Linked DNA regions of Homo sapiens: region 2 is linked to region 1. The links are chromatin loops, found by intact Hi-C in ENCODE. Cell type or tissue: mammary epithelial cell. All regions are shown on one strand. Each heading gives the region's core, and the rest is flanking DNA. Links, peaks and the distances in the headings are about the cores only.

Evidence for each region. Hi-C counts contacts between places; a loop is a spot of excess contacts. Peaks named below come from ENCODE experiments on the same cell type or tissue, not always from the same donor. Only the 100,000 strongest peaks of a DNase experiment are listed, where the experiment ranks them.
Region 2: it touches region 1 in a loop (9-fold over the local background); 4 of 110 quality-filtered maps call a loop at or near these places.

What each region holds. Positions count from the first base shown.
Region 1 is chr12:51,102,202-51,112,639 of GRCh38, reverse strand. It overlaps TFCP2 (transcription factor CP2), which reads left to right. Exons shown (of 15, transcript NM_005653.5): 5 at 1,657-1,763; 6 at 3,367-3,519; 7 at 5,294-5,404; 8 at 6,027-6,115; 9 at 8,437-8,485; 10 at 8,877-8,970. It also overlaps the pseudogene RPL35AP29. Among named protein-coding and RNA genes, the nearest start is that of CSRNP2, 24 kb to the right of the region's middle. In mammary epithelial cell, for the core only: no CTCF peak of the experiment used is centred there; no DNase peak of the experiment used is centred there.
Region 2 is chr12:51,050,191-51,060,628 of GRCh38, reverse strand. It overlaps LETMD1 (LETM1 domain containing 1), which reads right to left. Exons shown (of 9, transcript NM_015416.5): 3 at 8,422-8,537; 4 at 6,769-6,851; 5 at 4,608-4,794; 6 at 4,384-4,485; 7 at 4,127-4,279; 8 at 2,501-2,597; 9 at 205-1,268. The coding sequence ends at 1,198. Among named protein-coding and RNA genes, the nearest start is that of LETMD1, 7.1 kb to the right of the region's middle. In mammary epithelial cell, for the core only: no CTCF peak of the experiment used is centred there; a DNase peak (open chromatin) is centred at 4,188.

The sequences.
Region 1 (10,438 bases), core at 1,341-9,340:
CCGCCTTGGCCTCCCAAAGTACTGGGATTGCAGGCGTGAGCCACCACGCTTGGCCTGCATCAATCTTTATGTTAAAATTTTCCCACTTTCATTCATGATATAATGCTTTCTACCTTCATATAGACACTCTGCTGCACCCCTTCAATAGCAATACTCTTAATGTGCTTTTGGCAATGAAACTAATTTTCAAACTGTAGTTGAAATAGATTATAAATTACAGTTTTCATGATAGTGTAGACTTAATCCACCTTAAATAGGATTTTAACAAATTAAAAGGAAACTGCCTTTAAATTGCCATATTTTAAGCTAGAAGGAGGATACTAAACATTCCCAACACAAAGAAATGACAGATGTTTGAGACAATGAATATGCTGATTACCCTGATCTGATCACTATGCATTATATGTATTGAAACATCACTATATAGCCCATGAATATGTACAATTATTATTTCTCAATTTAAAAATGATTTTTTTGTTTTTCGAGACAGTCTTGCTCTGTCACCCAGGCTGGAGCACAGTGGCGCAATACTGGCTCACTGCAACCTCCGCCTCCCTGGTTCAAGCAGTTCTCTCTGCCTCAGCCTCTCAGGTAGCTGGGATTACAGATGCCCACTACCATGCCTGGCTAATTTTTGTATTTTTTAGTAGAGACGGGGTTTCGCCATGTTGGCCAGGCTGGTCTTGAACTCTTGACTTCAGGTGATCCGCTCACCTTGGCCTCCCAAAGTGCTGGGATAACAGGTGTAAGCCACCACGCCTGGCCTAAAAATAATTTTTTTTTTTGAGATGAAGTCTTGCTTTGTCACCCAGGCTGGAGTGCAGTGGCTCGATCTCCGGCTCACTGCAACCTCCACCTCCCAGGTTCAAGCAATTCTCCTGCTTCAGCCTCCTGAGTAGCTGGGATTACAGGTGTGGGCCACCACGGCCGGCTAATTTTTGTATTTTTAGTAGAGATGAGGTTACGTCATGTTGGTCAGGCTGGTCTCGAACTCCTGACATCATGATCCGCCTGCCTTGGGCTCCCAAAGTGCTGGGATTACAGGTGTGAGCCACCGTGCCTGGCCAAATAATTTTTTTAATTGCCGTATTTTAAAAACTTTTTAAAGAGGAAAAAAGGTGCTCAAGCAAAGTACTTAAGTCAATTTTACTCTAATCAAATATTTTCATTGACAAAAAAGAAATTTAAGGTGTGGGCTGGGCACAGTGGCTCAAGCCTGTAATCCCAGCACTTTAGGAGGCCAAGGTGGGTGGATAACCTGAGGTCAGGAGTTTGAGAGCAGCATGGCCAACATGGTGAAACCCCATCTCTACTAAAGATACAAAAAAATTAGCCGGGCGTGGTGGCACGGGCCTGTAATCCCAGCTACTCAGGAGGCAGAGGCAGGAGGATCGTTTGAACCCAGGAGGCAGAGGTTGCAGTGAGCTGAGATGGTGCCACTGCACTCCAGGCCTGTTACCACTGCACTCCAGCTTGGGCAACAGAACAAGACTCCATAAAAAACAACAACAACGACAAAAAAAAAAAACAAAGAAATTTAGGATGTGATATACAAAAATCTTGGTAGCTACATTGAGTAATATAAGAATCAATGCTTTCTTATTTAAAACTGAGTGGCCCTCAAAATTGTTCAATGATTACCATTTTGTTTCTCAGATATCCCGATGTCTGTGGGTATAATCGATCCTAGGGCTAATCCAACTCAACTAAATACAGTGGAGTTCCTGTGGGACCCTGCAAAGAGGACATCTGTGTTTATTCAGGTAAGGCGTTGCAGATAGGGTTCCAGTTTTGAAGAGTATCTCTCTTACTATCAGTTTATTTCTTAAAGGATAAAACATGTTAACTTTGAAATCTTTACAGGGTTCTAGCCTGACTGTCAAGCCCAGGCTCTTTAACCTGTGCCTGAGAGCATTGAGGAGTTTCTGAATTGCTCTTCTAATACCCCAGTTTATTTATTTGTGTCTCCCAAAATTGCTTGGTAATGGCTGCATAATATTTCATTTCTTGGTTGTACCATAATTTACATAACAATTATTTGGCAGTTAGATTGGCATAATTTTTTTGGGGGGGGACAGTGTCTAGGCTTTGTCTCCCAATCTGGAGTGGAGTGGTGCAATCTCGGCTCACTACAACCTCTGCCTCCCAGTTCAAGCGATTCTCTTGCCTCAGCCTCACCAGTAGCTGGGACTAGAGGCGCATGTCACCATGCCTGGCTAATTTTTGTATTTTTGGTAGAGGTGGGATTTCGCCATGCTAGCCAGGCTGGTCTTGAACTCCTGACCTCAGGTGACCCACCCACCTTGGCCTCCCAAAGTGCTGGGATTATAGGTGTGAGCCACCATGCCCGGCCTTGATTGGCCTGATTTTTTACTATTATCTGTGATGTTATTTTGAACATATTTATACTTAAAATTTGATTTGCGTATCTGATTATGTTCTTTGGGTAGAGTCCTTGAAAATCCTTATTTGTAGTAATTATAGTAACCACTAGTTTATTAATACTTCACATGAAATAGTCACTATGTTAAGTAAACACTTTATATATATGATTTTAAGACTTTCAGCTATAATCTTGTGGAGTAGTCAGTCAGACAAGGTTCTTCTATTAAGATTCACCAGGCTGGGTGCCGTGGCTCACACCTGTAATCCCAGCACTTTGGGAGGCCGAGGCAGGCAGATCACCTGAGGTCAGGAGTTCGAGACCAGCCTGGCCAACATGGCGAAAACCTGTCTCTACTAAAAATGCAAAAATTAGCAGGGCGTGGTGGTGTGTGCCTGTAATCCCAGCTATTTGGGAGGCTGAGGCAGGAGAATTGCTTGAACCGGGGAGGTGGAGGTTGCGGTGAGCCGAGATTGTGCCATTGCATTCCAGCCTGGGTGACAAGAGCAAAACTTAGTCTCAAAAAAAAAAAAAAAAAAAATTCACCAATCTTAGACTTTATGCAGTAGCCAAGCAAACCTTTTTCTCCACTATTGCTGTGAACTTTCATATTTACTATGTTCCCAGACTGGGTAGTGACTCCTCTTTCTACAATCTTCCTTAAAATTGAGGAAACTTTAACTAACATAAATCATTTCTCTTTTGCTAGCTCTGTGTTCTTTGAAGCAGTTAATGAATTTAGTTCCTCACAGTAGCTTTTGTTAGCATTAGATCTGTACTTTTATTTTGTTTGCATTTGTAAAGCATTTTTCTATTTCCTCTATCAGATTGTAAGTTCTTCAAGATCAAAAAGAGGAAAAGTGTTTTTTGTAGGTATTCATAATGCCTGGTAAAGGTTTTGCTGTTAATAGTTGCTAAAAAAATACTGCCAACTGGTTTGGCTAGCTAGCGGTACTGAAGCCTTGCTGTTGTATTCTTTTCAGGTGCACTGTATTAGCACAGAGTTCACTATGAGGAAACATGGTGGAGAAAAGGGGGTGCCATTCCGAGTACAAATAGATACCTTCAAGGAGAATGAAAACGGGGAATATACTGAGCACTTACACTCGGCCAGCTGCCAGATCAAAGTTTTCAAGGTATTCCTGGGCAATGTGCTGGCCCTTGGATTCTTTTACCTTATCATTCTATTTTAACATTAGTTACCAAGTCAGAAAATCAACTTGTCTTTTTTTGAAAACTCACACACACGCAAAAAGTCTAAGCTAGAGTCATTGAAATAATTACCAAGATGCCTGGTAAAGAAATTTACATGGTCGTAGGATAATAGGAACTTGGAAAAGAGGGCTAGAGGCAAGAACATGGATTCTCATTGAAAGCTCTTAAAGCCTATTGAAGTTACAAGCTCTTGTAAAGCTCACAAAAATTGACTAGTTATGGTTATTTTCATACTTGATCTTTTCTTATTTGGTCTTATTTATTTATTTATTTATTTTTGAGACTGGGTTTCATTTTGTCACCCAGGCTGGAGTGCAGTGACGCAATCATAGTTTAACCTCCTGGGCTCAATTGATCTTCCTGCCTCAGCTTCCCCAGTAAGTGGGACTACAGGCATGTGCCACCACACCGGGCTAATTTTTGTATTTTTTATAGAGAGGGGGTCTTGCCATGTTGCCCAGGCTGGCCTTGAACTCCCGGGCTTAAGTTATCTGCCCTCCTTGGCCTCCCAAAGTACTGGGATTACAGGTGTAAGCCACTGTGCCCCAGCCAGGGTCCTGTTTATTTTTATCACATGAATAAATATGTTCTCATTGTAAGAGATTGAATAATACAGAGGTATTCATAGCAACACTGAAATTCTCCCTTTACTACTCTTACACTGACCCCCTCCACAACCTCTTCCCAGAGGAAACCACTGTCATAATTTCATAATTTCGTATGTGTTCTTCTACTTCCCTCTTCTTTTTTTTTTTTGAGTCGGAGTTTCACTCTGTCACCCAGGCTGGAATGCAGTGGTGCAGTGCCAGCTCACTGCAACCTCCGTCTCCTGGGTTCAAGCTGTTCTCACGCCTCAGCCTCCCCAGCACCTAGGACTACAGGCACACACCACCATGCCCAGCTAATTTTTTGTATTTTTAGTAGAGACAGGGTTTCGCCATGTTGGCCAGGCTGGTCTCGAACTCCTGACCTCAGGCAATCCGCCTGCCTCGGCCTCCCAAAGTGCTGGGATTACAGGCATGAGCCACTGCGCCCAGCTCTTCTAGTTCCTTCCTATGCTTTTATACACACACATACATAGCTATATACATATTTTCTTTGACACATAAATGGGATTATACTATTTGAAATGTTTTGAGGCTAGGCACGGTGGCTCATGCCTGTAATCCCAGCACTTTGGGAGGCCGAGGTGGGCGGATCACAAGGTCAGGAGTTTAAGACCAGCCTGACCAAAATGGTGAAACCCCGTCTCTACTAAAGATAAAAAATTAGCTGGGTGTGGTGGCGGACGCCTGTAGTCCCAGCTACTGGGGAGGCTGAGGCAGGAGAATAATTTGAACCCTGGAGGCGGAGGTTGCAGTGAGCCAAGATCTCGCCACCGCATTCCAGCTTGTGTGACAGGATGAGACTCCGTCTCAAAAAAAAAAGAAAGAAATGTTTTGAGACTTGATTTTTTTCAGTGAACTATGTGCTTTAGAGATCTTTCCATGTCAGTAGCTATAGATCTGATTCTTTTCAACTCCATCGAATATAAACATTTAAATTTCCTATTTTCAAACTTAAAGTGATGTGTCTTGCCTTTACATCACTGCACATACAATTTTGTTTCATACATGAATATTTAAGTTTTTGGAAGCAATATTTTGGGTTAAAAGGTGAGTACCTGAATTTAAAACAAAATATTTCTCATTTCAGCCCAAAGGTGCAGACAGAAAGCAAAAAACGGATAGGGAAAAAATGGAGAAACGAACACCTCATGAAAAGGAGAAATATCAGCCTTCCTATGAGACAACCATACTCACAGAGGTAAAAAGATTTCTTTTGGTGACAATTTCAGTTCATAATTTTTAATCTTAAAAATTCATCACTTCCAAACTGGTCAGAATTTACTTCTCCTAAGCCTTGAGGGACACAGTATCACATGGATTCTGTGTCCAGCGGCCTTAACAGGAAGATTGCTTTAGAATTTGGCACGAACCATGCCACTGTCTCTGTGTCCAAGTTATCTTTCCCCAAATTACTCTGGTTTGGTTTGGTTTGCTGCAGGAGCTATTGTGGTGTTCTTTGCTTTGTATACATAAGCACATCTCTTGCCCAAATAGAATTCAGTTTCATCTTGGGCATAAACCACCTTCAATTTTAGGAAGAGCTGTGTGCTGCCTTTGGTTCTGGAACCCACTTATAACCAACAAAAATGGCCTGGGACCGTAGTTTTCTAGACTTATTTCTTTTTAGAAGTCCTATTCTCAGCAGGCCTCCCCACAGGCTCCAAGATGGCGGAAAGAGAAGCAGTGTTCTCTATTGCTTATGGGAGTCTCTGAGGAATTAAGATTTACTAATCAAGATGTGCTATTCAAGTAACAATGTTTTAGTCAAATCCTGGGGTCATATGTGCTCGTTCATTATCTAACTTATCCTTTGTTTTTAGTGTTCTCCATGGCCCGAGATCACGTATGTCAATAACTCCCCATCACCTGGCTTCAACAGTTCCCATAGCAGTTTTTCTCTTGGGGAAGGGTAAGTCTGGGAAATAAAATTGGCTTATATTTGTCCAAAATATATATTCTTTCATTACCTGTTCATAAACAAGATCTTTTTTAAATCAATAAGTATATCTATTTGGTCGTTCTTTGATGGATTTATATATTAACTGAGATTTGGAGTAGCTTCAAAAGAGATCGAAAGAGTTTTATATAGCCCTTTCTTCTCTTTGTGTTCTCCCCTCTCCCTCCTCCTCGTCTTTTTTCCCCCCACTAGAAAGTAGCATTTATGGTCAATTTTTAGTGGTTCAGGGACTGATGATCTGGGCTTTTTGCCTCTCCCTATTACTGCACATCTTGTGGTTATTTCATTTCCTGATCATACTTGCACCAGACAGTGGTCTTTGGGAACTGGAAACAATTGTACAAACACTAAAATTTGTTTTGTTACTTGTTAGGAATACTTCTAACACCTAATTATTATGAATCTTTGATAATTGGGGAAATAAGTTTGAAGATGATGGCTAAAATGAAGTTTTGGAATTATTTATGGGATACATTTAATCTTGCCTTATTATCTTTTACCATAAGAGATAATTGAAAGTTGGTACAGATGCCTACTCCAATTTTAAAAAGTAGCTGTATTATAGTCCAAGCATTTAACATGTATTTCACATAGCCATATTGAAACTTGAAATAGTTAGGCTACCAAATGTGCGAGTATATTGTTTGGTTGCAATGTTTGTGGTTTTGGATTTATTTAGGCTCTATGTCTGACCTACTTTTTAAAGGATTTAATTAAGGTAGCTTAAATATTTAAAACGTAACAATTAAGAATAAAAGTAGGTATTAGTTGTAGAGGGAATACATATAAGTAGGGCCCTAAGATAAGTTAATTACTAAGTTCGAATACCAAATTTGAATTTTGCAGCTAAGGCTAAAAAAGGAAAAAGATCTTTTTTTAAAAGAAAAAAAAATCTTAACATCCACATAGATGATACATTCTACTTATAGGTAATTCCAAATATGATATAGGGTTTAAGAGCTGTGTTTAAAAATTTTTCTCTTCTCTTTGTCGTGTACTTCATACTAGTTAAACTTTTTCTTCCATAAAAGTAGGCATTAGGGAAGAGGGACAATTCATAGACAAAGAACGTATAAAGAAAAACAGGCTGGGCGCGGTGGCTCACACCTGCAATCCCAGCACTTTGGGAAGCCAAGGTGGGCAGATTACGATGTCAGGAGTTCGAGACCAGCCTGGCCAACATGGTGAAACCCCGTCTCTACTAAAAATAAAAAAATTAGCCAGGTGTGGCGGCGGGCGCCTGTAATCCCAGCTACTTGGGAGGCTGAGGCAGGAGAATCGCTTGAAACCAGAGGGCAGAGGTTGCAGTGAGCTGACATCATGCCACTGCGCTCCAGCCTGGGCAAACGAGTGAAACTCCGTCTCAAAAAAAAAAAGAAAAAGAAAAACTGGAGTGTGGAGATAACCCTTGGATCATAAATTAGGCAGCACTAATTTTTGGGGCTACTTTAAAAATAATTTTTTTTGCCGGGCGCGGTGGCTCACGCCTGTAATCCCAGCACTTTGGGAGGCGGAGGCGGGCGGATCACAAGGTCAGGAGATCGAGACCATCCTGGCTAACACAGTGAAACCCTGTCTCTACTAAAAATATAAAAAAATTAGCCGGGTGTAGTGGCAGGCGCCTGTAGTCCCAGCTACTCGGTAGGCTGAGGCAGGAGAATGGCATGAACCCGGGAGGCAGAGGTTGCAGTGAGCCGAGATCATGCCGCTGCACTCCGGCCTGGGCAAGAGAGCGAGACTCCGTCTCAAAAAAAAAAAAAAAATTGTTTTTTATTTTAAATCTGTGTGATGATATTGCATTGCATAAATTTTCTTCCAATATTTTTCTTGTATATGTGTGCATATTTATGTATTTCCTACAGTAGTAATGTATTGATAAAATTTTTTATCCTGATATTTTTCATTTTATTTTTAAATTTTTTTCTTGATAATTATTCTTTCATAATTTTTCATCTTAGTAAATTTATGGTTAAATATTTTTATGCCATAATTTATCTCATCAGTCCCAATTTATTGAAATGTTGATATTTTCTTCAGTTTCCTCAATAATAAGAAAATATTGCTAATGACATAGTTTCTCCCCCTCCTCATAAAGTCTTTAGGTTAAACTAATAGAAAATTAAAGTATTGGGTCAAAGAATAAGAATGTGTTATGAGAGAGCACAGATTTTTTTTTAATCTCTAGCATGAGATTTATTGTGAAGCTGAGGAATGAAATAATGAGCCCCAGCATGTGTCATGGACTCATCCTTTCATTTTAAATGTTTCTTTAGAAATGGTTCACCAAACCACCAGCCAGAGCCACCCCCTCCAGTCACAGATGTAAGTCTAAAGTTGAATGTCAGTTACTTGCAATGTCTGGTAATACTTTGATGACTGTCCAATTCAGTAGAAATGCCCAACTTTTAGGGAGTATTATTCATTCATTCATTAAACAAACATTTATTGAATTTTGACTATGAACCAGATACTGTGCTAGGGACTAAAGATATGAAACAAGTAATGCAGGACCTTTCCATTTGAGCAGCTTATAGTCTAGTGGGGAAGAAAAGGATGGAACTCCTTGAGCATCTTGCATGGTTGGAGAAAGAGAAAACAACTTTCACAAACTAGGCCTGAGTATGGGGTTGTGTGGGGTGTTTGGCTATGTGTTACCTAATGGGGTAACAGACAAATCTATTTGGTTATCTAAAAAACGTGCTCTCCCTTTCAGAACCTCTTACCAACAACCACACCTCAGGAAGCTCAGCAGTGGTTGCATCGAAATCGTTTTTCTACATTCACAAGGCTTTTCACAAACTTCTCAGGTTAAATTTTCTTTTTCTTTTGTTTTCCCTAGCATGAAATTTTCCTTTGCATTCTAGGGCCTCCTGGTATCCATGGGAGAGTTGTGTGTGTATATGTGTATGAGAGATCTTACTGCATTTTTCTGATGAAATGAATTTCATAGAACCCTTAAGACTTTCTCACTAGCTGCAGCTGTGCTGTGAAATACTTAAAAACAAACACTTTTTAGTTTAAATTCAATTTAATTTAAAAATGCTTATTTCATACAACGCTTTTTAAAATGTATATTTCGTAGAGTTTTATCAAGGGGGCATTTGCAGGTAGTCTGAAATTTTCCCCTTGATATCACTATAATTTATTTCATTTACACAATACACTTTTATTTAGCTTTTTTTTTCTTTTTCTTTGAGATGGAATCTCACTCTGTCACCCAGGCTGGAGTGCAGTTGCATGATCTCGGCTCACTGCACCCTCCGTCTCCCAGGTTCAAGTGATTCTCCTGCCTTAGCCTCCTGATTAGCTGGGATTATAGGCACCTACCATCACACCCAGCTAATTTATGTATTTTTAGTAGAGACAGGGTTTCACCATATTGGCCAGGCTGGTCTCGAACTCCTGACCTCAAGTGATCCACCCTTCTTGGCCTCCCAAAGTGCTGGGATTACAGGTATGAGCTGCGGCATCTGGCCTATTTAGCACTTTTTGATGTGGTAGGAATACACAAATGGATGAGGCATACTTCCTGATCAAATAGCCCATTAATCATCTGGTATCCAAAAAAAAAAAAGCACCGAAACAAAACACAACTAATCGAATCAAAATAAAACTCTGAAAAAATGATAAATAGTTGTGATTTTGTAGATAAGTGTTCTGATAGTGACAGTAAGACGTTCATGGGAGGATTGGTGTTAGGGAACATGTGTGACACATGAGGTGAATCCAGGATTTATTTATATATTTATTTTTTGAGACGGAGTCTCACTGTCACCCAGGCTGGAGTGCAGAAGCACAATCTTAGCTCACTGCAACCTCTACCTCCTGGGTTCAAGCGATTCTCCTGCCTCAGCCCCCGAGTAGCTGGGATTACAGGCACCCACCACCACACCCGACTAATTTTTGTATTTTTAATAGAGACAGGGTCTCACCATGTTGGCCAGGCTGGTCTCGAACTCCTGACCTCAAATGATCCACCCTCCTCGACATCCCAAAGTGCTGGGATTACAGGCGTGAGTCACTGCTCCTGGCCCAGGATTTTTTTTTTAAGAGATGGGGTCTTGCTATGTTGCCCACGCCTAACAGTCTTGAACTCCTAACAGTCGATTGGCCTCAACAATCCTCCTACCTCAGCTTCTCGAGTAGCTGGGACTACAGGCATGTTGTGCCCAGCTTAGATAGTGGAAGGTTATTTCAGGCAGAAAGAACAACTTGCTCATTAGACATCATCAGTATGATGAAAGCATAGGGTTAAGTGGGGAGGTTAATTGGGGG
Region 2 (10,438 bases), core at 1-8,000, 51 kb after region 1:
GCCCGGCCTCATTCCATTAACTTTATGAAATTCTCTTTTCCTTGTTATCACCTTAAAGTGTCCAGCAAGGAGATCAACTTCAAATCAGTTTCTGCAAAACTTCCATCCCATCAGAAGGTTCTATGCCAACCAATTAAATCCCCATTTGTTAGATTATGTCAGTCTTGTAAAAGGAGACAGCAAAATGATTAGAGTATGCATAAGTCATTTCCATCAACAGGTTTCAAGCAGTCTTTACTTGGGTTTAAAAACAGTGCTTCATGCATTTACAATAAGTTATTACAGAACTCTAAGTCACTGATGCACACACAAAAGCTAAACCCAACTTACTAACTATGCAGACCTCTCCTGATCTCCCCAGGCTGGGCAGTAATTAGTACCTTACAGGTGTGATCCATGGCCCAGAGAAGGCAGCCACTGTCAGTTACAGTTGGACTGCTGCATCACAGTGGAGGCAGCAGAGTTGAAGATCCACAGAGGGCTGTAATACAGCCCAGAAAAGACAATGGAGAGTGAAGGCTAGAAACATTGAGGAAGGGGTCAAGAAGCACTTGTACTTCCTGTTATCTTTTCCAATAGAATATTCCTGCAAGTTACCCATCAGAAAAAGGTGTTCAGAGGGTTTGAAAAAGAAGTGGTTAGCCCATGCCAGTGAAGGTGACAAAAAACAAAACAACTTGATTTTTGGTCATATCAGAAAGGATGGAGGGAAACACCCAAGTACATGCACGGACACATGTGCTCCAGCCAAAGGAGTGCTGTTTTCACCAGCCACAAATTTTCTAACAGCAACAACAAAAACCCACAGATGTAAGTAACATGGAAGTGGATCAGTCCTAAGCCAAATAAGGATTCCCACCTGGGGCAAAAGCTGACTTCCTAGGACATGAACTGAACACATCACAGTAAAAGCCCAGTAGAGGCTGCTGCCAGTTCCAGCTATTAGTAATTATGAGGGGGACAGGATGACACCTCACACGGACCACCCCTAGCAAGAGGGTTTGTTTCAGTTCTAGCTGTGAGAGGAATGTCTGCAGTTCCCACATGTGTGCCATGCTGTGAAGCCCATGGCCCCTGCTCCTCTCTCTGCCTCCCACACACTTAACAGTACACACAGACTTTGCTGGCAAGTGCTGTTTGTTCCTGCACTGCTATACTATACGACTGCAGGACAATGCCATCCGCTCCATGGTTCATTCAGCGCCTTGTCCCAAGGTAGTTGGTGGAGAGCAGGACCACGTTGTGCAGCAAGAGAGACAGCTCAGCTTCTGAAAACACAGTGTTAGTGGTTTGGCTTGGGAACACTGCCTTATAACTGCCTTGTTATATATGGCTTAAGCCTGGAGGCAGGAAGCCAAGTGCAGGGAGGGGTGGAATGAAGAAGCTGTTTTTCTCAAAGTTCCCCTTCTTTGTTTCAGCCCCTGTATGCATGCCTTCCTTTCCTTCTACTATATATTCGTATCAACTCATCCTCTATTTCTCATGTGATTGCAGTAGAAAATTCAGAGATGGTAATGGTACTAAACACCAGTCGCGTTGGGATTCTTCTGGTAGAAGTTGGTGCTCTAGGGACATTTCTCAGCTTCAAGATTAGTAGGCCTACCCTAACATCCAAAGGCCCACAAAACATCAAGACCTAGCCTAAACAGGGGGCAAACAAGCCTAATACATACCCTCAGATGCTTTGTGTTTGGTCAGCAGACTGTTTTTTTTCTGAGTTTGAATGCCTTTAGACCAGTACTTCTCAACGGGGACAATCCTGCCTCTCTCCTCCCCACCCCTAGGACATTTGGCAATGTCTAGAGACATTTTTGGTTGAGACAACTGTGGGTGAAGGGGTGCTACTGGCATCTAGTGGGTAGAGGCTAGGGATACTGCTATAATAAATACCTATAAAGAACAGGATAGGCTGGACATGGTGGCTCACGCCAGTGATCCCAAAACTTTGGGAGGCCGAGGCCAGCGGATCACCTGAGGTCGGGAGTTCGAGATCAGCCTGACCAACATGGAGAAACCTGGTCTCTACTAAAAAAAAATACGAAATTAGCTGGGCGTGGTGGTGCATGCCTGTAATCCCAGCTACTTGGGAGGCTGAGACAGGAGAATCACTTGAACCCAGGAGGCAGAGGTTACGGTGAGCCGAGATCGCACCATTGCACTCCAGCCTGGGCAACAAGAGCGAAACCCCGTCTCAAAATAAATAAATAAATAAATAAATAAAGCACAGGATATTCCCCCCATAAGGAAGTGCCAAGGTTGGAAAATTCACACTAGCATGCATTCACTCTTAGGTTTCCACAGTCCCCACTACTCCCTCTTGTCTTATGGCCTACTTCGTTACCTGCCGGGCATGCAGTAGGCATGTGAGTTTGTGCCCTTTCAATTAGATGTATGTATATATATGTCTCACAGTACTCAATAATTAACTCCAAAATGACCTCAGAATAAAATACAAAAGTGACTTGGATTTTAGTGGTATAACCACAGAAATGTGTTTTACCTTTCAGGCTGCAGGAAATCTGCAGCCATTCTCCCAGCCAAGTTCGACACCTATCTTCACCAATATGCGTAGAATTCAGGCCACGGAGATAACAAGCCTATACCACTCAGAACAGAAATGGTCCTTAATAATCATAGAATGATTATGCCAAGGAAATGGAAATCCACAAACAATCCTAAATCTCCTTTAAATAAGTTACAATCTCACCGGGCACGGTGGCTCGTGCCTGTAATCCCAGCACTTTGGGAGGCCGAGGTAGGCGGATCACGAGGTCAGGAGTTGGAGACCAGCCTGGCCAATATGGTGAAACACCATCTCTACTAAAAAATACAAAAATTAGCCAGGCGTGGTGGCATGCACCTGCAGTCCCAGCTACTCGGGAGGCTGAGGCAGGAGAATCACTGGAACCTGGGAGGCGGAGGTTGCAGTGAGCCAAGATCATGCCACTGCACTCCAGCCTGGGCAACAGAGCGAGACTCTGTCTCAAAAAAAAAAAAAAAAGTTACAATCTCATTCCCACATGAAGCCTTTCCTCATGGCAATTTGAAAACTAGTGATGGACAAGATGACAAAAGCAAAGAGTCCTATATAAGCTAAAATAGTAGGTCTAAACTGCAGTATCCTTGCTTTCTGAAGTGCCAGAAGAAAAGAAATACAAACCAAAATTTCTGTGGGCAATTCCTTCCCCCTAGCTAAGTTTCTTGAGAAAAAAGACACAGAAATGAGGTGAGGAGCTGGGCGCAGTGGCTCATGCCTGTAATCCCAACACTTTGAAAGGCCAAGGCGGGAGGATCACTTGAGCCCAGGAGTTCAAGACCAGCCTGGGCAACATAGTGAGACCCTGTCTCTACAAAAATAAAAAATAATTTTATTTTATTTTTTGGGTTTTTTTTGAGACAGAGTCTCACTCTATCACCCAGGCTGGAGTGCAGTGGTGCGATCTTGGCTCACTGCAATCCACCTCCTGGGTTCAAGCAATTCTCATGTCTCAGCCTCCCAAGTACCTGGGATTACAGGCATGTGCCACCACTCCTGGCTAATTAAAAAATAATTTTTAAAAAGGCCGGGCACAGTGGTTCACGGCTGTATTCCCAGCACTTTAGGAGGCCAAGATGGGAGGATTGCTTGAGGCCAGGAGTTCAAGACCAGCTTGGTTAAAATAGTGAGACTGAAAAATAAATAAATATGCTGGGTGCGGTAGCTCACACCTGTAGTCTCGGCACTTTGGGTTGATGGATCTCTTGAGGCCAGGGGTTTGAGATCAGCCTGGCAAACATGGTGAAACCATCTCTACTAAAAATACAAAAAATTAGCTGGGCGTGGTGGTGCACACCTGTAATCCAGCTACTTGGGAGGCTGAGGTAGGAGGATCACTTGAACCGGGAGGCAGAGGTTGCAGTGAGCCAAGACTGTGCCACTGTACTCTAGCCTGGGCAACAGAATGAGACTCTGTCTCAAAATAAATAAATAAATAAAAATAAATCATAAATAAATAAATGAAGTGAGAGAATAAAGAAGCTGGGTTCTATAAACAAACAAGACAAGGAGCCCCTGTAAACCTCCGGCCTGCCATAGGCTCAAAAGCACACCAAGGGTTGAGGGTTGATGTTGCAATCAAGCTCTTACCGATTTTACTTCCTGAGCAGTCAGCTGGCCAATCCCCAGCTTTGCCAAAGCCTTGTCCAGTTGGTGAATCACAGTTGTATGAGTCTTCAAACGATGTCTCAACAAGGGAGGAGGCAGGTAAGATGTGAGAAGCATGGCCCGGCTCAAGGCTTTCTGTAACACAACCACATAGGAGGGGAAAGGCAAATAGTATGAGCTCAAGCAAACACCTGAAACATGGTGATGCTATGGAAAAGAGAAGCCCTCAAAGTGCTCACCACGTGCAAAGCCTGGAGTTGGTTCATGCCCAGAGGATGGTTAGAGAAACACTCTCTCAGAGCCAAGATATCATGTATTGCTGGGTGGGTACCACGCTGTATCTTGGAAGAGGTAAGAGATTTGTAGATGTTAGGAAAGTCCTGACTACTCCTCTTACCTAGTTTAGTGCACACTGAATCTAACAAGATTCCACATTTGTAGGAAGGGTTAACTGCAGGAATACCTTGGTGCACAGATCTGTCAGACGCCACCGGAGTCCTGCATCAGAAATGAGAGGGATGACCTTTTCTAAATAACTAATAATTTCTGGGTGGGACTGCTTCCGGAAAGCATGATAGATATCTAAGAAATCAGTTTGTTGTTTTGGGGTCCAGAAATGCCTGATCAGTAGTTGCCTGGGAAACAGGTACCTGAAAGGAGAAAGAATCACAAACTCACTTGCTGAAACTGGCTTCTTTCAGAGGAAGCCAAAGAAAGCATTTGGTAGACATGAATACTAGGAAGAAGAGATGGAGACACTATTTCCCTACCTCAGTGTTCTTTTTCTTTTTCAGTTTTTTTTTTTTTTTTTTTTTTTTTAAGAGACAGGGTCCCCTCTCTCACCCAGGCTGGAGTACAGTGGCAAGATCACAGCTCACTGCAGCCTCGACCTCCTAGGCTCAAGCAATCCTCCCACCACAGCCTACTGAGTAGCTGGGACTACAGGCACAGGCCACTATGCCTGGCTAAGTTTTTAATTTTTTTGCAGAGACGGGTCTTGCTATATTGCCCAGGGTGGTCTCAAACTCCTGGTCTCAAGCAATCTTCCTGCTTCAGTCTCCCCAAGTGCTGGGATTACTGGTGAGAGCCACTACAGTCAGCCCTTTCTCTTAAGTGACTCTCAGACCAAAGTTTATAAGACACACTGAAGCACAATTTCAAGCACCATTACTGAAATGGGATGTGAAAGGAAGGACTAGCAGAATAGCCTGCCACGCAGCAATCAGATATAATGACTCATTTTGAACTAAAGCATGTGAAGAGCATGCTTTGGAGAGAGTTGCAGCCTGACCAGGACACTATATGTGATGTTGACAATCTAACTATAGCACAGTCCTTATGTGGACCCAGTATGTAAAAGGCAACTGATTTGTTGTTTTTTTTTTGAGACAGAGTCTCGCTCTGTCACCCAAGCTGGACTGCAGTGGCGCGATCTCGGCTCACTGCAACCTCTGCCTCCTGGGTTCATGCGATTCTACTGCCTCAGCCTCCCAAGTAGCTGGGATTACAGGCACCCGCCACCACGCCTAGCTAGTATTTTGTATTTTTAGTAGAGACAGGGTTTCACTGTGTTAGCCAGGATGGTCTCAATCTCCTGACCTTGTGATCTGCCCGCCTCGGCCTCCCAAAGTGCTGGGATTACAGGCGTGAGCCACTGCACCTGGCCACGATTTGTTTTTTAATTTATTTATCTACGTGTTTGGTGGTTTTAAAACATGACCTCAAATTCTCTGGCACTTGTCTCATGGAGAGCTGAGGTCTACATCCTGCCCTTTTTTCATTCTAGGTGACTGATTCAATCAATAGGACAGAGCAGCAGTGACTCTATGTGACCTTCAAGACAAGGTTATAAAGTCATGTAGATTCTTACTAGAACCCCTCACTCTTGGAGCCCTGAGCTCCCAAGTTAGAAGTCCCACTATCTTGAGGCTGCCATACTGAAGAAGCCACATCTGGGCACTCTGGTTGACAGTTCTAGCCGTGTAGCCATCCCTGCCAGGGCACCAGACATAAGAGTGATATTGGACTTTCCAGACTAGTCCATTCAGCAGCTAAATATCACTAAGGGACCTCTGTCAACCCTATATGGAAGAGAGAAATCAACTGCCCACCTGAGCACTGCCCTAATTCTTGAGCTACAAAATCATGAAAATGATTTATACGATTGTTTTATGCTATTAAGCTTTGAAGTTATTTGTTATACAGCAATAGATAATGAATGACATGCAAGATCACAGTTAAGAAATGTCATTTTTGGATATGAAGTAATAAAAATGTTATCAGAATACGAAATGTACTTTTCCTAAAGAAATTAGTCTAAAAGTACTCTCTCTCGGGGAGAGAGCCTCTAGGGATGATGGAGAAGGTCACTATCTTATTTCACATGACTCAGGGCAGCTAAGAGATAGGGAGAGTCTAGGCCACCTACACTTATAGCTGTGATGTGTCACAGTAACCAAGGTCTTCCTAAGTGGTTTTTATGAACCTTGGAATAATGAGAAGATTGGAGCAGAAGTTTGATAACCTCTGCCTATCTTCTGAAATGAGTGCTGTTTAAAGTAATTCTTAATTTAAAAAAATTGATACATCTTCAAGATGTTGGGGAGATGGAAGTCTGTACTCACATTAGCAAGAAGACCAGGTAGTTGGCAAAAGGTGGAATGGAAATAATACCTAGGAAAAGACACTTGGTGACGTCTTGGCGGAACTAAGCAGAAATAAACACAGATGCAGTTTTAACCCAAATAAGTTGTTAATACAATAGACAATCCATCCACCCCACTGTACAGTAAACTTCTATTACAGCCCAGAAAAAGGACCAAATTTCTTTCTTTTTCTTTTTGAGATGGAGTCTTGCTCTGTCACCTAGGCTGGAGTGCAGTGGTGCAATCCTAGCTCACTGCAACCTCTGCCTCCTGGGTTCAAGTGATCCTCCTGCCTCAGCCACCCGAGTAGCTGGGATTATTGGCATAAGCCGCCACTCTAGGCTAACTTTTGTATTTTTAGTCGAGACAGGGTTTCACCATGTTGGACAAGCTGGTATCAATCTCCTGACCTCCAGTGATCTGCCCGCCTTGGCTTCCCAAAGTGCTAGGATTACAGGCATGAGCACTGCATGTGGTCCCCAAGTTTATTTCTATTTACTTCTGGATGGTTAGTTCCTTGAGGACAAAACCTCTGACTTATTTACTTTTGTATCCCAAATAATGTCTAGTACAGAGCCTGACATTATACCAAATCCTTCAGTGAACTCTTCCTGATCTGCGGAATGGGTCCTAGATTCTTACTCTCAGCTTCAAAACGACCCATCAAGTCACCACCAAATACTACTTTCATGCTGCCCTTTGGATCCTTGCAGACTTTTTTTTTTTTGAGACAGAGTTTTGCTCTTATCACCCAGGCTGGAGTGCAGTGGCGCGATCTTCACTCACTGCAACCTCCGCCTCCCAGGTTCAAGCAATTCTCCTGCCTCAGCCTCCCGAGTAGCTGGGACTAGGACTACAGGCGCCTGCCATCATGCCCAGCTAATTTTTGAATTTTTAGTAGAGATGGGGTTTCACCATGTTGGCCAGGCTGGTCTCAAGCTCCTGACCTCAGGTGATCCGCCCACCTCAGTCTCCCAAAATGCTGAGATTATAGGCGAGAGCCACTGTGCCTGGCTGCCCTTGCAGACTTCTATTTTCATTTTATTATTATTTTTTTTTGAGATGGAGTCTTGCCCTGTCACCCAGGCTGGAGTGCAATGGCATGATTTTGGCTCACTGCAACCTCTGCCTCCCGGGTTCAAACGATTCTCCTGCCTCAGCCTCCCGAGTAGCTGGGATTACAGGCGCCCGCCACCACACTCAGCTAATTTTTGTATTTTCAGTAGAGATGGGGTTTGACCTTGTGGGCCAGGCTGGTCTCGAATTCCTGACTTCGTGATCTGCCTGCCTCGGCTTCCCAAAGTGCTGGGATTACAGGCGTGAGCCACCGCGCCCAGCCCCCTTGCAGACTTTTGTTATGTTCAGAAACTAATTAGATTTTAGTATTTACAACTTTCATTCAGAAAGTGTGCCAGAAATTCTATGGAGCTCTTGCTATGGAGGGCTACAACTCTGGATGAACCCAATTCTTACAAATAATCTGATGCCTCATTCAGTTCAATATTTTGTTCTCACGGCAAAGGGCAAAAGCTTGATCAATGGTGAACAACAAATGAAAGAAAAAACCTTGAGATCTTGATTAAATGTAATTACCTCACCATGAACTTCTGGATATCTGCCCCTGGCCCATACCTGTCTCAAATGCTCCATCTCCCGGTATGGAAGTTGATGAAACTTTATATTGTGCTTCCACATATTTGTCTTTATTCTTCTAGCCTTTTTGGCATCAGCCCATAACATCTGCAATCCTGCCTCATTAAAGTAGAGGACAGAGTGTGATGTTATCCCAGTTTAAATCTTAACCACAGCTTCCTACTCCATGTTCAATCACATGCAAACACTCTCACCCCTCCCCAACGATACTCAAAGCTTTAAACTAGGTAACTTGAAACTCCTGAGGTCAACTCGAATCTCTTTTCTCAACATTTTTTCCCCTAGCACATCGCCTCTCTTCTAGCTACATTTGGCTTCTGTAATCTGCTATGGAATGGTCTCCCTCTTCTGTTTCACTGGTCACTCCTTTTTAAAAATCAAGCTCCCTAACTTCAGAAAGTCTTGCTAAATTAACCCTATGTATTCCCCAGCCAGATATTAATTTAATCTCCTTTCTGGAACTTTTTTTTTCTTTTTTTTGAGATGGAATCTCACTTTGTTGCCCAGGCTGGAGTGCAGTGGTGCGATTTCGGCTGACTGCAACCTCCACCTCCCAGGTTTATATAATTCTCCCACCTCAGAATCCCAAGTAGCTAGGATTACAGGCGTGTGCCACCATGCCTGGCTAATTTTTGCATTTTTAGTAGAGATGGGGTTTCACCATGTGGACAGGCTCGTCTTTAACTCCTGACCTCAAGCAATCCACCTGCCTCGGCCTCCCAAAGTGCTGGGATTACAGGCATGAGTCACTGCGCCCGGCCTGGAACACTTATTTTTGTTTTTGAGATGGAGTTTTGCTCTGTCGCCCAGGCTGGAGTGCAGTGGCGCAATCTCGGCTCACTGCAACGTCCACCTCCTGAGTTCAAGCAATTCTCCTGCCTCAGCCTTCCGAGTAGCTGGGATTATAGGTGCCCATCACCACACCTGGCTAATTTTTGTATTTTTAATAGAGACTGGGTTTCACCATGTTGGCCAGGCTGGTCTCAAACTCCTGACCTCATGATCCGCCCGCCTTGGCCTCCCAAAGTGCTAGGATTACAGGCGTGAGCCACCGTGCCCAGCCTGGAACACTTTTTAAAGTAGTTTAGTTCAATATATTTTTATGATTACATTTTAAATTTTCATTTTATGAAAATTCTTGCATCTAATTTTTTTCTTTTCTTTTTTTTTTTGAGATGGGAGTTTCACTGTTGTTGCCCAGGCTGGAGTGCAATGGTGCGATCTTGGCTCACCACAACCTCCGTCTCCCAGGTTCAAGAGATTCTCCTGCCTCAGCCTCCCTAGTAGCTGGGATTACAGGCATGTGCCACTATACCTGGCTGATTTTGTATTTTTAGTAGAGACGGTGCTTCTCTATGTTGGTCAGGCTGGTCTCAAACGCCCGACCTCAGATGATCCGCCCGCCCCGGCCTCCCAAAGTGCTGGGGTTACAGGCATGAGCCACCGCGCCCGGCTTCTTGCATCTATTTCTTTAATGCTTTCATATTTATCAATGATTTACATGTCATTATATGATGTCTCGATTGTCTTCAAAATAATACATAAGGCAAGTATATAAATAGGATTGGCAGCCATGAGTTATGATAATGAAGTGAGGTTAATACATGGAAGTTTGTTACACTACTCTCTCTACATCTGTGTGTGTTTAAAAATTTCCATAATAGTTGGCCGGGCGCGGTGGCTCAAGCCTGTAATCCCAGCACTTTGGGAAGCCGAGGCAGGCGGATCACGAGGTCAGGAGTTAGAGACCAGCCTGGCCAATATGGTGAAACCCCACCTCTACTAAAAATAAAAAAATTAGCCTGGTGTGGTGGCAGGCGCCTGTATTCCCAGCTACTTGGGAGGCTAAGGCAGGAGAATTGCTTGAATCCGGGAAGCAGAGGTTGCAGTGAACCGAGATCATGCCATTGCACTCCAGCCTGGGCGACACGGTGAGACTCAAAAAAAAAAAAAATTCATAATAAAAAGTTTAAAAACAAACACAAATGCTTTCATC